Regions from separate parts of the Homo sapiens genome. Here region 2 is linked to region 1. A link is an interaction called in ENCODE POLR2A ChIA-PET data of the cell type or tissue named here. Cell type or tissue: MCF 10A. All regions are shown on one strand. Each heading gives the region's core, and the rest is flanking DNA. Links, peaks and the distances in the headings are about the cores only. Region 1 overlaps FSTL1 (follistatin like 1). Region 2 overlaps GPR156 (G protein-coupled receptor 156).

The links. Peaks named below come from ENCODE experiments on the same cell type or tissue, not always from the same donor. Only the 100,000 strongest peaks of a DNase experiment are listed, where the experiment ranks them.
Region 2: POLR2A ChIA-PET joins it to region 1 with 6 read pairs; 3 of 35 experiments call an interaction of 5 or more read pairs at or near these places.

The regions. Positions count from the first base shown.
Region 1 is chr3:120,413,444-120,421,711 of GRCh38, reverse strand. It overlaps FSTL1 (follistatin like 1), which reads left to right. Exons shown (of 11, transcript NM_007085.5): 3 at 5,685-5,789. It overlaps LOC124900546 (a long non-coding RNA gene), which reads left to right. Exons shown (of 2, transcript XR_007096030.1): 2 at 1-4,475. It also overlaps the pseudogene BTNL12P. Among named protein-coding and RNA genes, the nearest start is that of MIR198, 22 kb to the right of the region's middle. RefSeq lists enhancers at 4,441-4,610, 7,343-8,025. In MCF 10A, for the core only: CTCF peaks have their summits at 2,635 and 4,344 (motif pointing right); DNase peaks (open chromatin) are centred at 2,631 and 4,261.
Region 2 is chr3:120,199,715-120,207,982 of GRCh38, reverse strand. The region is part of intron 3 of GPR156 (G protein-coupled receptor 156); the gene reads left to right. Among named protein-coding and RNA genes, the nearest start is that of GPR156, 81 kb to the left of the region's middle. In MCF 10A, for the core only: no CTCF peak of the experiment used is centred there; a DNase peak (open chromatin) is centred at 4,752.

The DNA of each region.
Region 1 (8,268 bases), core at 1,629-6,628:
AGAAATCACCAGTCCCTCCTCCTCTGTCCATAGCATATGCAGGATGTACCAACACATTTCTTTCCAGAAAAAAAGAGAGACTTGAACAAGGTCATGAGATACTCCAGCAAGGTTTCAAGGTCCTGAAGCGGTTTTGCTCTTTCTCTCTGCTTTTCTCAGGCCTGTGCTACTGGGTTCCAGAAGAGCTGCCTGGGAGCAACCAGCATCTCACCCCATACGCCCCACTGCAGACCTCCCCCTGCTCTCCCCAGTTCTGTGAATTCCTTTGTCCCCAGCTCCATGGTATTCTGTGTATATCTGAGGGGCCCTGGTGTTCCTGTGAAGTTTCCATGACTAATTCTGGCAAAGCAAAGAGAGCCTTTCTCACGTCAACAAAGCCACTCTGTCGCAGAATAGTGGCAAGTAGAGCCAAAATTCCACCTTGGCATAAGTAGAGCTGTTCTTTTTTAAAAGAGTTGGAAGGAGGAAAAGAATGGAGGGGACAGAGCCGGCCCACTTCATGTTAGTGAAATGATGGTATATTAAACTGACAGTTTTATGGCTTTGCTTATAAGCTTCCTTTCCTGCCAAAGCACACTGTTCTTCCAGAAATTATTTTACTTCAGAAGACTTTTTTTTAAACATTCAACGTGTATTTTATGTTCAGACTTAATTCTGGTTGGCCCAGAGACTCAGATGCACGATCACCTCTACTGGTAGTTTTGCAAATAACTTGCTTCTCCATTTGCTTGCAAAGATCTTTTTTGATTGCAAAAATCATTTCCATTTTTTAAGACCTTGGATTCAAGACATTTCCTGGCTTTGATTTGTAAAGAGGTAGAGTGGTTTAGTGGAAAGAGGCTGGGATTAAAGTCTGGAGACCTAGGGCCAGGCCTCAATTCTACAACTGTGAGATCTTGGACCAGTCACATGTAGCTGTGAGCCTCAGTTTTATTTTCACCATAGGATCTTAAATCTAGAAGGGCCTCAGAGGTATCCCCTGCCTGCCTATCTAAAAAGAATCAAAAATGACAGTAAAATTACAGATCAACCAGAATTGCTGTGCAAGTATGAATATTGCCATTCAATGGCTGACCGTTGCTCAGATACTTTCTACCTAGTAAAAAGTCAGGAATGTTCCCAGTCTGTCTTCTACCAAAGGGAGTTTGCAATGTGAAAATTAATGAGACCAAATCTCCAGAGCTTGGCTTGCAACACACGAAATGAAAACAACACGGAGACTGGTCAGGAAGATGATGCAGAAGGATAAAGCTAGAAATCTGATGTTTCTCCATTGCAGGCAGATATTTTGCTGATTTTTATCAATATATCTGAGTGTCCACACTTCCAAAACACACCCTCTACCCCCACTCAAATCAATTACATTCTCACAGGTACATTTAGACTTATAGGTTCATACTTTTGTGATATTGGACCTGCCTGTGACCTCATACTCCTAGAAAACATCCATGTGCCAATGTGGTTATCTACGCATACATGAAGTCCTCATACTGCTTTGGGACCTCATTCCTAAAATCATTACAGTGGTAGAACAAACACTTCTATTTGCAAGAACTGCATTGTACCTTGTGACCTCACCCTGTGCCAGCCCTTGGAACTGTCCCCACTCCCCAAAGCTCACTGCCTTGATTGTACCCCAAGAGGGAACCTTGAGGCTCTGGAGTCAGACTGGCCTTTGTTCTATTCCTGAGTCAGCTCTCACTAGTTATGTGGCCTCCATGCGTCACAGAGCTTTCCTGACTCTCCGATGCCTCTGCATCTGTTACATGGGACTAAAAATACAGAGACCTGCACAGAGGTTGTGAGGACAGAGATATCTGCAGAGCCTCACTCAGCTGAAGGTGCTAAAATTAACATTGGCCCTGGGTCCTAGGCCCTTGTCATCCCCGACTAGATTACAGTCTTAAACCTGGCCGGTTTTCCTGCTTGCAGCCTCTCTCCATCCAGGCTGCCTTGCACTTTGAATCAGAATTTCAGAAAGGACCCAACACAAATTAACATTCCAAAGCACCATATCCATCATGTTACCTACCCAATCCCAAACCTTCCAAGGTTCTCACTTCTCATAGTCGCTGTGGAGAGCCCCTCAGGTCAGCCATCGAGCGCCACCCCTCTCCCCATCATCACCTGCCACCCTGCTTCATCTCCCTCTTCCTCACCACGAGAAGGGTTGAACCCATGAGCATGTTCAACCCCTCTCAAGGTGTTCTTTTCCCCCACTCAGAATCAGTTTCTCAGTAGATGGGTAAGACTACCCACCACCCTAAGCAACTTTCTAGGCACCTCGGGGATGCACCTGACACTCCCACTCCCAGAGAAGATGAGGCTTGGAGAAGAGCTTTCAATGGCACAAAGCCTATCTCTCTGGAGAAAATTTTCTTCATTGTTGATTTCTGCATCAAAGCATGCCTGTGAATGGGGATCACTGGGGAGGGCTATGAGGCTGCAGGTGAGACCTCCCCCACATTGGTAGATCCCCCTACCCATGTTTTTGGAGCAGCCACCCTATTCTTCCACCTCCTGCACCACTTCTTGTTCCGAGGACAGAGCTGGGTGGAGCTGCAGGAGCCAACACTGCGCTTCTGCATTGCAGTGCTGGGCTGTGCAAGACAGAGAGAGATTGCCACCTATTGACAGACGTGTCACCTGCAAAGAGGAATGATTGTGTAACTAGTGGCTCCCCCCTTCTCTGTGTGCTCTTCAAACGGGCCTTTTGTTTTTTCCATTCAGTGAGTCCTTCTGTTCTCTATTATCACTGCAGTGCAAGGGAGGACAGGGAAAAACGGGGACATGACAGCCCAAGGTGGTAGTGACAGCATCTCAGTGGGAAAGTTGTCTGAAAATAAATTGCCCACTGTAGTAATAGCCACTTTCAGTTGTGTGGCAGGCACTGTGCTGCCTGCAGTACATCCCGTTTAATCCTCACAACAACCCTCTAAGAATCAGTACTCCCAGTTTTCACGAGGAAGCTGAGGTTTAAAGAGAGCACCTGGCCCACGACCAGCAAGTAAGGAATAGAGGTGGGATGTGGGTAATTTAAACCTAAATCTCTGACGCACTCTTAACGCACATTCTCCCGACACTTGCTAATTATGCAACTCACACCCCCATCATAATTTCCTTACGTCATCTGGATATGAAAATAAATCAAATATAAACTGCTTTCCCTTTGGGCAGAATTCTAGCTCTGCCACTTTCTAGTTATTTAAGCCTCTGCTCTCTCACCTGTGAAATGGGGCTAGTAATGATGTCTAACTTAAGGAGTTATTGAAGAGCTTAAATCACATATAATAAAAATAGTAGGATGCCGGATATTTATAAATGGGAGTTTAGTTATCAGTGGTTGAAGATACGAGTTGGAATCCTAGCTCCTCTCATTTCTAGCTTTGGAAACTTGGGCAAGTTATCTGACCTTTCTGGTCTTCAATTTCCTCATCTATGGAATAGGGTTAATAATAATATACCTATTCTTGCAGGGTTTCCCTATAAGACAAAATCATGTGTATGAAAACATTTTGTAAATTGTACTATTCAAATATTAGTTGTTATAACTCAAAAGTTATCTGTTTCTTCAAATGGATTTTTGAGAACTATTCCTGAAAAATGACTTGGTTTAATTCAATCCGTTTTTAATACTTACTAAAAACAACAATGTAAGTTAAAAGGAGGTTCCATACATGCCACAGGCTTTTCTGCAAGTAGCTCTATAAGGCATTCCCATGAATAACAGGTTTCATATGCAGCTTGTTTTACAGTTGGTACTTCCACATGTATCTCACTGAATCTCCGCAGGGCAGGGTTGGCATTTACCCCTACTTTATAGATGAGGACATGTGAGCCTTAAAGAATGAAAATTACTAGTTAAGGACAGAGACTAGTGAGTGGAGGTTTGTGGGTGTTTGCCTGTGGAGCTGTGTGCGGGTGTCTTTGAGTGCAGGCATGTGTCTGAGCATGCTTTTTTATGCATTTGTGTGTCCATAACTCATGGGAACAACTCGTCAGCAAAAACCTTTTCCTCTTCCTTTTTCGTGTTGCCTTACATTGTCAGGCACAGTTTCCACAAGAGGGCCCTGCCTGGAGAATATCCTTGATTTTTATCTCCACTCTCTGTTTAGGAAAACAAAAGCTCTCCAATCCCCGCGGACTTCTGGGAATTACTTCCTCTTTCTTCCCCGCCTGCTAGCTTTCTTGAATTCGCCTTAGCAACATTCAAAAAAGAATTGGTTTATCAACAGCATGTGAACCAATGAAATGTGAGCTGAGAACGGCTTCTAGACCAATGGGAGCCCTGCATGACCAGCAAGCTGGCTTGGGACAGAAAATAATGACCTGGAGTTTGCAGAGCAGCCTCTGGGTGGCAGCAGACTAGCTGTATTGGATACAGCACCTCAGCTCGAAAGCCTCTTCTTTCTTTTTGCTTTTTTCCCCTAATCTTGAGTATAAAACATTCACCAACTATAAGAATTGTACTGTTACAAGACTTGTGGGTGTGAGTTCTCTGCATAATGTGGTAGACATGGCCTGGAGGGTGGACTGTCTGGTTCCATCCCTGCCTTACCCCAGCCAGCCCCATGACCCCATCGTGCCTCCTGCAGTCTTTGTTGGTTTTGTCACAGCATCTAGCCCAGTAGCCTTGAGTCTGGAGGTCTTTCGTGATTTTGCCTGCCCAGCCAGTCAGGATGAGAAGCTGGGGAAATCACATTCTCCTTCATGCAACCACCACTACCCCTGGGTTGAGTGGTGAATGAGGTGGGGCTGGCTTTCTGCCACCAGTGAATGGGAGGGAAGGGATGAGCCACCAACAGATCAGTGCCTGTCAATACCCCCACATTCTCAGGTGGCATACACTGAGACCATTCCCTGCCTTGTCAGTTCTGCTGCACACGTCTGAACAGGGGAATGCCTGACTAGCAAATGATTTGAGAATAGTTCTACTTTCAGGCAGCTTCGCCCTCTTAATCTTGAAGACAGTGGCAGACATGGGTAGGGGCTAAATGGGACCATAGCAAAAATAGCGAATCCACGTTTCCAATGGTTTAGCCATCCTTCTTTTGCCCTTTGAGATGATAATGCCTAGAACACCATTCAGTCAGGTTTGGGTCCTTCAGATAGTCATAGTTCTGTACAATGTTTCCATTTCTGCCTGACTTACTCCTCTCACCCTTTAAGAATCAGTTAAGACCTAGTATCTTCAGAAAGTATCCTTTGAAAAATTCTCACCCTCTTCCTCCCCTCCAGCTCCCTGGTGATCCTGTTCTTGCACTTCCTGTGTTGTTTTCCAAATGTCTCTTTCTTTGTGAGTTTCCTCTGAGAGTCATGGAGCTTCCTGAGGACAGGGTCTGTCCTTTGTATCTCCATCTCAGCGTAGTGTTGGCATAAAATTGGTGCTCAACAAGCATTTTTAGAAGAAAGGAAGCATGCAAGAAAGGAACTCTTGCTCTTTGAGAAACATATTAGGGACTCAGAAGTACCTGAACCTGGGCTGAAGCAGTATCTGGGAGTAGGGCACTAGCTGTTGGAGGCAACGTCTCCAACAGCTGTTTAAGACCCAACATCTAGCTGTTTAAGACCATGAGCCATGACTCCAGAGCAAAGCCCAAGCCTGAAAGATAATCTCATTATGGGCTCATTCCATAATGGGTTCATCTCAGTCACACGGTTTCCTTTATGATTGTATGTTTTAGGAAGAGCTAAGGAGCAAATCCAAGATCTGTGCCAATGTGTTTTGTGGAGCCGGCCGGGAATGTGCAGTCACAGAGAAAGGGGAACCCACCTGTCTCTGCATTGAGGTAAGTCCTGATGTCGGGAGCCAGAGGACAGTGGCCAAGGCCAATGTGGTACCTTGCGGAGCCACCCATCAGCAGGCAGTGCCAATGATTTCATTCTCTTTATAAAAGCATTCTTCATCCCCCTGAAAAACGTGGAATTCTTATTCCAGATTCCTGATTTTTAAAGCATGGATATTTTTTCTTTTAAAAAAATTTAGCTTTATAAGATTTTTTAATTAAAAAATAAGAATTGTTTTATATAAGTCAAATAGTACAGACATTTACACAAGCATAAAATTATAATCTTCCCCCATAACCCTTCAATCCCTTAGTCTGAAGTAACCAGCGTTAACAATTTGATACATGTTCCACATGTTTTTCTTTTCTATGTTACTATAAGCATAGGGTTTATATGCTACTGTAGACATAATGGTTCCCCCTATTTTATGCAAAAATGGGATCATGATATGGATATAGATATATACAGTTTGTATTCTTTACTCATTAATTTATCAGGGACAACCCTCTAGATCAGCACATATACTTTTAACTCATTTAACTCATTGTAGTGGCATAATGTTTAGTAATATAAAAGAACTAGATTTATTCAATCATTTTCCCATAGATGGACATTCAGTTGGTTCTTTGGGTTGTTTACCACTATAACCAATAACATCCTTGTGCAAATACCCTTATATGCCCCTGCCTTTATTTCTGTAGCATTGATTGACACCAGGGCTTGCTAGGTCAGAGGATATGCAAATTTTTAAAAACAGTAGATGAGATGCAGGGTTTTTTTTTTTTAATGTTTTTTTTTTTTTGAAAAACAAACATGAATATGTATTTATTCCATTGTATAAAAGCAATAATTTAGAAATTAAAAGAACGTTGCAGAGATCTCTAAATAGAGCTAAAGATTTTTTTTCTTTCTTTTTTTTTTAATTTATTTATTTTTTATTGATAATTCTTGGGTGTTTCTCACAGAGGGGGATTTGGCAGGGTCATAGGACAATAGTGGAGGGAAGGTCAGCAGATAAACAAGTGAACAAAGGTCTCTGGTTTTCCTAGGCAGAGGACCCTGCGGCCTTCCGCAGTGTTTGTGTCCCTGGGTACTTGAGATTAGGGAGTGGTGATGACTCTTAATGAGCATGCTGCCTTCAAGCGTCTGTTTAACAAAGCACATCTTGCACCGCCCTTAATCCATTTAACCCTGAGTGGACACAGCATATGTTTCAGAGAGCACAGGGTTGGGGGTAAGGTCACAGATCAACAGGATCCCAAGGCAGAAGAAGTTTTCTTAGTACAGAACAAAATGAAAAGTCTCCCATGTCTACTTCTTTCTACACAGACATGGCAACCATCCGATTTCTCAATCTTTTCCCCACCTTTCCCGCCTTTCTATTCCACAAAGCCGCCATTGTCATCCTGGCCCGTTCTCAATGAGCTGTTGGGCACACCTCCCAGACGGGGTGGTGGCCGGGCAGAGGGGCTCCTCACTTCCCAGTAGGGGCGGCCGGGCAGAGGCGCTCCCCACATCTCAGACGATGGGCGGCCGGGCAGAGACGCTCCTCACTTCCTAGATGTGATGGCGGCCGGGAAGAGGTGCTCCTCACTTCCTAGGTGGGATGGCGGCCGGGCAGAGACGCTTCTCACGTTCCAGACTGGGCAGCCAGGCAGAGGGGCTCCTCACATCCCAGACGATAGGCGGCCAGGCAGAGACGCTCCTCACTTCCCAGACGGGGTGGCAGCCAGGCAGAGGCTGCAATCTCGGCACTTTGGGAGGCCAAGGCAGGCGGCTGGGAGGTGGAGGTTGTAGCGAGCCGAGATCACGCCACTGCACTCCAGCCTGGGCACCATTGAGCACTGAGTGAACGAGACTCCGTCTGCAATCCCGGCACCTCGGGAGGCCGAGGCTGGCGGATCACTTGCGGTTAGGGGCTGGAGACCGGCCTGGCCAACACAGCGAAACCCCGTCTCCACCAAAACCAGTCAGGCATGGCGGCGCAAGCCTGCAATCGCAGGCACTGGGCAGGCTGAGTCAGGAGAATCAGGCAGGGAGGTTGCAGTGAGCCGAGATGGCAGCAGTACAGTCCAGCTTCGGCTCAACATGAGAGGGAGACCGTGGAAAGAGAGGGAGAGGGAGGGGGAGGGGGAGAGGGAGAGGGAGTTTTTTTTTTAATGTTTAAAAAACAAAGAGAGCCTTTGATAAATACTTCTTTTGTAGGCTGGATTCTGACAAGTTCTGCCACTAAAGTGAACATAAATACCTTGGACATTCTGTTTTCTGTCAAAACAACCCATAGCCTGGAAACACGTCTTTCTGCAAATTAAATACAACCAATTTAGTCCCCAGGTTAAGGATCCTGATTTGTTGCCCCAGAAAGGAAGTTTTCTAACTCAGAAACCTAAAAGCCAGATCCTACTGGGGATCCATTAGCTCTGGGAGGTCCTCACTGGCAGTGTACCTGGCCACAGTGTGGTGGCATAAGCCTGGACTTAG
Region 2 (8,268 bases), core at 2,002-7,001, 210 kb after region 1:
GCCTGGCCAACATGGTGAAACCCTGTCTCTATTAAAAATACAAAAATTAGCCAGGTATGGTGGCATGCACCTGTAATCCCAGCTACTTGGGAGGCTGAGGCAGGAGAATCATTTGGACCCAGGAGGCAGAGGTTGCAGTGAGCTGAGATCGCACCACTGCACTCCAGCCTGGGCAACAGAGAGAGACCCTGTCTTAAAAAAAAAAAAAAAAAAAGAAATTGGACATTGGACCCTTATACCATATACAAAAAATCCACTCAAAAATGAATTAAAAGCTTAAATGTATGACCTGATACTGTAAAAACTATCAGAATAAAACACAGGAGAAAAGCTCCTGCCATTGGTCCGGGCAATGATTTTTTGGTTATGGCCCCAAAAGCACAGGCAACAAAACAAAACATAGACAAATGGGATTAAACTAAAAAGTTTTTGCACAGCAATGGAAACAATAAACAGAGTGAAGAGACAACCTACAGAATGGGAGAAAATATTTGCAAACCATACATCTGGTAAGGGGTAAATATTCAAAGACTATAAGGAACTCAAATCAATAGCAAGAAAACAAATAATCCAATAAAAAGTGGACAAAGGACCTGAATAGACACTTCTCAAAAGAAAACATACAAATGTCCAGCAGGTATATGAAAAAATTCTCACATCACTGATCATCAAGAAATGCAAATTAAAACCATGAGTTATTAGCTCATACCTGTTAGAATGGCTCTTATGAAAAAGAGAGATAGCAAGAGTTGGGGAGGATTTGGAGAAAAGGGAACCCTATACACTATTTGTGAGGATGTAAATTAGTACAACTATTATGGAAAACGGTATGGAGGTTCCTCAAAAAATTAAAAATAGAACTATCATATAATCAAGCAATTCTACTTCTGGGTGTGTATCTAAAGGAAATGAAATCAGTGTATGAAAGAGATACCTGCACTCCCATGTTCACTGCAACATTATTCCCAATAGCCAAGATATGGAACCAACCTAAGTGTTCATTTACTAATGAATGGATAAAGAAAATGTGAGATATATATGTACACATACACACACACGATGGAGTACTATTTAGTCTTAAAGAAGGAAATCCTGGCATTTGCAAAAACATGGATGAACCTGGAAGACATTATGCTAAGTGAAATAAGCAAGACATAGAAAAACAAATACTACATGATCTCACTTACATGTGGAATCTAAAAAAGTTGAACTCATAGAAGCAGAGAGTAGAATGGTAGTTGCCACAGACTAGGGTGGAGGTGGTTGACAGAAATGGAGAGATGTTGGTCAGATCAAAGAGCACAAAGTTCCAGGTAGGACAGATAAGTTGTGGAGAGCTATACAGTATAGTGTCTATAATTAGTAATAACGTGTTGTATACTTGAAGAATTCCAAGAGAGTATGTCTTAAATGTTCTCACCATAAAAAAAGATAAGTATGTGCAGTGATGGATGTTGATTAAATTGATTTAATAATTTTAATTATTTCACAATATATACAAATATCAAAATACCATGTTGTATACCATAAATATATAATATTTGTCAATTCTGCCTTAATAAAGCTGGGAGAAAAAAACTGGAAACCCAAATATCCTTCAACAGGTGAATGGATAAACTGTGGGACATCCATACAATGGAATACTATCTAGCAATAAACATGGGACAAAGTATTGATAGATGCAACAACTTGGATGGAGCTCAAGGGCATATGCTGCGTGACAGATGTCAGTCTCACAAGCTTACACACTGTAAGAGTCCAGTTCTATACAACATTCTTAAAAGACAAATTTATAGTGATGGAGAATGGGTTAGTGGTTCCTAGGAGTTAGGTTGGGGAAGCGTGTCACTATAAAGGATAGCATGAGAGAGTTGTGTTTATAAGTGTGTATGTGTGATGGAACAGTTCACTATCCTGATTATGATGGTGGTTTCGTGTGGTGAATTTCATAGAAATCTATATATGTGATAAATTTCATAGGACTACACACACACACACACAAAGTGCACATAAAAACTGGTGAAATTTAAATAGAGCCTGTAGTTTATATAATAGTATTGCACTAATGTCAATTTCCTGATTTTGATCATGAACTCTGGTTATGTACGATGTTATTGGGGAAAGCTGGGCGAAGGATACACAGGAACTCTCTGTACTGTTTTTGCAACCTCTTGTGAGTCTTAAATAATTTCAAAATGAAAAGCTTTTGAGAAAAATAAAGCACAGGGATTTCTGACAAAAGCTAAATTAGAAAGCACTGCTTGACATAATGCTAAAACAGGACCCAGGAAGTGGAGAGCTCACTGCCTGGTGGAGGTGGGAAAGGGGTAAAGGGAAGTGGAGATTCTTGCCTTGAAGAACATTTGGTAGAACGTGGGCCAGGCCTCTCAAACAGGTCACTCCTGGCTTGGGGAGGAGCTAATACTAAGGTGGAAAGGGAAATGAAAGCTTACTTCTCATCAGCTTCCCATATGGGGAAGGGGGCCGGAATCTCTCCTCAATAGGCCTCCATTTTCTCAATAGGGAAAACGGAGAGAAGGGGAAAAGGGTTCCTCTTTAACAATGGTCACAAAAGGTGATGTGTGCAGTGAAAGATTAAATGGTATAAGAACTCAGGCTCTGGAATCAAACCCAGCCTCAAATCCAGTGGCTTGATTTTCTATTGAACTTTGCTATACCCTGTTTCTCTATTTAAAAACAGGGGTAATGATACTACTTAACTCTGAAAGCTGATTACATTAGATTGTCTATGTAGAGCACTTAGCAACCACCTAGCACATAGATAATCAGTGTTGGCTACTCTTTTTAATACTATTCTATGCCATTACCAATTTTCTAAGACGTAACAATAATACACTCAGATGATTCTGACCATAATGTAATTTTTGATTAAAGTTTCTTCAGGATCCTTCAATGCTTCCAACTCATAAATTATATCAGCCCTCAGTCCCTATATATGTAAATACAATTTAAATTAAAATAGTTGTTACTTTCTATTACATGTCTTTTATGTGCTTTGCACTTTAAATACACTATTTCTAACCTTTATAGCATGCAGGATAAATACTATTTTCCCCATTTTCAGATGAGGAAACTGCTTCAGAGTGGTTAGGCAAATCTCCAACATCTATAAACAACACAGTAAACCTAGGCAGTCTGATGGCAAAGCCCAAGCTCTTTCCACTACACTGTTACCTCAGTAGTAATCCATAAAAGATGCTTAAACACATACATATTGTCTATTAGTTGTTCTTTTTACATCACATTACATGGGCAGACTCTACAACTCCTGCCACAGCCTGGCGCAGACACTTCCAGGCCATTGCTGAAGCCAGTGGAGACACCAGACGATGACAGAAACCAAGAACCCAAAGCTGATTGTAGCAAGAATTCAGTCTGGAGTTCAGTCAGTAGATAAATCCGAGAGGCATCATGGAAATTGTGCCAAGGTCCAAGGTTCAAGCCAGCAGTCAGAATCTAAAGGGGCAGGCAAAACCCAGCAGGAGGCTCTGCAGGCTCTGTGCCCCCCGGGAGATTCATGGCTTCCTCTCTGTCTCCTCTTGTTGACACTGCCGGCTATAAATGGGGGCTTTGTGGATCCTCAGTTGAGGAGGCAGGTGAAAATTCTTGGCCTACCAGCACTACTACAGGACGTTAGAAACTAGGGCAGGAAGACCCTGGGTCTTCATTAATCAGTGTGATGAAAACAGGCCCCAGGCAGTTGGGTCCACTAGTGGGAAGTGAAAGAACACTGAAGGAAACCAGGAGTCAGGACATCTGGATTTGCTGTCCCAACATGGTCCCTATCTGGCGATAAAACAGCATGCAAATTTCTTCATCTAAAAATGAAGGAATCAGGTCAGATCACTGATTTTCAAACTGTGTTCCTCAGAACCCAAGGACTCCAGTCCTGCTGTGGAGAGATAGGTGGGAGCAAGCAAGGCCTTCCTGTACAGCACGCTTCCTTTCATCTCTTCCAAGTACTGAACCTTCTAATTCTAATGATTTATTCAGCGTAACAGGCATTTAATAAGTTTCTACTAGGCTCGGGGCCTTGTAGAAGGTGCTGATGGGGACAAAGCTGAGTAAAACCCAGTCCCAACATCATGAATTCCTAGATTCTGGCTTAATGGGGAACCATTCCAGCAGCTGTCACTGTTCAGGATTCCTCTCAGATTCCAAGATACACCAAGGCCCGGAGTTCTGCCACAGAATTGAAGATAAGAAAGAGAGGAAAGAGGCCGAGTGCAGTGGCTCATGCCTGTAATCTCACCACTTTCGGAGGCCGAGGCAGGCGGATCACCTGGGGTCAGGAGTTTGAGACCAGCCTGACCAACATGGAGAAACCCTATCTCTACTAAAAATACAAAATAAATTGGGCATAGTGGTGCACACCTGTAATCTCAGCTACTCGGGAGACTGAGGCAGGAGAATCGCTTGAACCTGGGAGGTGGAGGTTGCGGCGAGCCGAGATCGCGCCACCGCACTCCAGCCTGGGCAACAAGAGCGAAACTCCGTCTCAAAAAAAAAAGAGGAAAGAGGAATCTTCCCCAGTATGGCAGGCAATCTTTCCTGCCTCAAGGAGATCAATTTACATGTCACCTGGAAGCCCATAATATTCTGCTTTAGCAGTGACTCCTTGTGATTGGATGTTTCCTATGGCCAATTGTGCCTGTGCTTCATGCCCTACTTAAAATCAGGACATCTGCTCTGCCCTTTTGGAAGAGCTACAAGTCTCCTGCCAGGAATTGCTCAAGGCCTTTTCCTGCAGCTAAACGGAGAAAGGAAGTTGAAATCATTGCCTCATAAATTACAACACATGCCAGGGTTGTAACCTAGAGTCTGAGGTTCTAGGCGAAAAGAGGATTTTGTGTGTGTGTCTAGTGTTTTCCCCACAGCATTTAAAAGCTCATCTAAAATATATTATAATTGCATGAGATATGGCAAAAATACATTCAGAAACTAATTTTTTGAAGATAAACAAACAAAGCAGAATGTGCCCATAATATTCCTAAGTAAAGCCACACAAACTTCCTTTCCAGTAAGGGTATCCTTTGGGGCTTTTTCCCCCTCCTTGTCACCAACTTATCTTGAATTTATCACTATGCTTTTTCACTATTGTTCCTAAACTTCAGCTGTTATATAATGAGATAGTGGGCATTTAGTCTTATATCCAAATTTCCATATTTCAGCTTTTAAAATAGTTGCAAGGATGCTTTTAAAGTTGATCCTGGCCAGGAGAGGTGGCTCACTCCTGTAATCCCAACTCTTTGGGAGGCCAAGATGGGAGGATTGCTTGAGTCCAGGAGTTTGAGACCAGCCTGGGTAACAATGAGACCTTGTCTCTGCAAAAAAATAAAAATTAACTGGGTGTGATGGCATGCACTTGTAGTGCCAGCTACTTGGGAAGCTGAGGTGGGAGGATTGCTTGAGCCCAGTAGATAAATGTTGCAGTAAGCCAAGATCATGCCAGTACACTCCAGCCTAGATTAGAGAGTGAAACTCTGTCTCAGAAATTAAATTAAATTAAATTAAAAAGTTGATCCTAGCAAACTAACACCGGAACAGAAAACCCAACACCGCATGTTCTCACTCATAAGTGGGAGTTGAACAATGAGAACACATGGTCACAGAGAGGGGAACATCGCACACCGAGGCCTGTTGGGGGTTGGGGGCAAGGGGAGGGAGAGCATTAGGACAAATACTTAATGCATGTGGGGCTTAAAACCTAGATGATGGGTTGATAGGTGCAGCAAACCACCATGGCACATGTATAACTATGTAACAAACCTGCACATTCTGCCTATGTATCCCAGAACTTAAAGTAAAATAAAAAAAGAAAGAAAAAAAAAGTTGATCCTTAGGCCTGTTTATAGTCCAAGGGAGCTGTGAATGCTGAAATTTGTACACTGTCAATTTATATGTATATTCACATATTAATATCTATAGTACACATAGATTCAGGAATGTAGACTTTTGTCAAATGGCCTAGTAGATACTGATAAAACAACTTCTAATATTAAATTAAAATTTTATTCTATTTTAAAGAAAAAGAACAAATAAGAAAATCGTCTTTGCAATGAAAAGGTCAGAAACCAAGGATGTGGTGTCCTAATATGCTGATAGCAGAGATTATATCTCCTTTGCCTTCCTATCACTGGTTCTTAATACCTTGGCAAGTTAGTATTTAGGAATTGTTGAATTAATGTTTGGCACATGAAGATCATTAAAGCAATAACTCATAAAGCATGGGGAAAACAAGGTCATTTGCTAAAGGGGAATTTGGGGGCACGATATTTAGCAAGTCTTCTTTCACACTTATAGCTAAATATTTTGTTTATTTGATTATTTGATTGATTTGGGTGTAAATTCTATTGCACCTCTGGTAAACCAAGTCAGCCTGCCCTTCCTGGTTAAGAAAGAGAGACAGAAATGCAAAGTGTAACCAGCTTATTAATAAGCCGAGGATAGAGAAAAGAAATTTGTCTCTGGGCTGGGAGCAGTGGCTCATGCCTGTAATCCTAGCACTTTGTGAGGCCGAGGCAGGCGGGTCACTTGAGCCCAGGAGTTTGAGATCAGCCTGTTCAACATGGTGAAACCCCATCTCTACTAAAATTACAAATATTAGGCAAGGATGGTGGCATGTGCCTGTAATCCCAGCTACTTGGGGTGGCTGAGACACGAGAATCGCTTGAACCCGGGAGGTGGAGGTTGCAGTGAGCTGAGATCGCCTCACTGCACTCCAGCCTGGCTGCACTCTAGCCTGGGCAACAGAGTGAGACTTTGTCTAAAAAAAAACAAAAAACAACTGTCTCTGGCATAACTTGAGAAGGGAGAAGCTAGAAGAGACCTTTGGTTTCATCAGGTCCAAGCACTGCTAACCATTCAGCTATTCTGTGGGCAGAATGTCTTTGTTCTTCCAGGTGCAACTTCAGCAGCTGTGGGCCTGAACTGACAGTGCGGGGTAAGGATATCACTCTCTCCATGTGAAACAAAGCAGGACTACAGGAAAGCAGGCTGATTTGGAAAGGCCAGGCCCACCCAGGACAAGAGGCAGTGCTGAGTGTTTGGCTCATGACAAAACATAATTTACAAATTTACTGGCTTCAAGGATGTAAAAAGTTATAATTTACTGGCTTCAAGGGTGTAAAAAGGCCTGCTTCCTAGCCTAGCTGCAAGCAGCAACTCAGTCCATGATCAGCAGATTTTCTGAAGCCTGGGGGTGGGATGCATGTTGTTAACCTCTGATGCAGATGTCTGCTGAGAGTCTGTAATCTGTGTGGTCATGAAGATGAGATTTCATCCATCAATTGCTTGACAAGGGCTATCATCGTATCTCTGGGCCTGCGTGGCTCTCAACACACGACGTAAGAAACATATTGGACAAAAGCATTTCCTGGGAGAATTCTCCAGCAAGAATTCAGCCATTGGCAAAGAATCTTTCAAGTGGCCCTATCTCACTGGAGACAAGTAAACATATACGCAGTGCATATGTGAATATACACTCCTTCAAGGTGCTGCACTTTCCTAGAAACAAAAAGAATGAGAGGAAAAAGCTTTACAGGCATCCTGTTAGGATGCTTTCTCTCGTTTATTTTTAGGCTCTTTTCAGCTCTGTGCTAAGAGGGGAGGCAAAGGAAGGGCTTACCCAGAATGCAAAGCTTTTTAGTGAGGGTTTGGGGTGTGCAAATTTGTTAAAGTGGTGAAAACCCAGTGTCTATGGAAGTTCACAGCATCCACAGCACTCAGAGCCCCCCAAATATCTCTGGCCCTTGTGTTCACTAATTCCAAGGAATTCTCAGCCATTCCAGGGGACTGTGGGGATCCCCCTGAAACCACTACAATTACCCAGAATGTGCCCCTCCTAACACATAGGCATTGAACCAGTTCCTAACTCTCCCCCAACTCTCACAGATCTCTAGTACTTTAAGAGCCATATGGCACACATGCTTAGCCCTCAGCCTTCTGCCTAATAGGGGAGTGCTTTGCCAGGGAAAAATAAGATTAGGGAAGAGGACAAAGAAAGAAGAAGAGAAGGAGTTTCCATATCCATTAATGAATTCATTCAACAGATGGTTATGGAACACTTACCATTTTCCAAAGACCGTACTATGGTGTGGGTTATAGAATAAGAAACAGCCTGGCTTTTGAGGAGTAGAAACTGTCCGGTGGAACTAACATTAAAAGGTGGTAATATAACATGACAATTGTACTGATGCACATAGACCCTGGGGTGTTTTAGGGACATAGAGGATGGCACCAAACCTA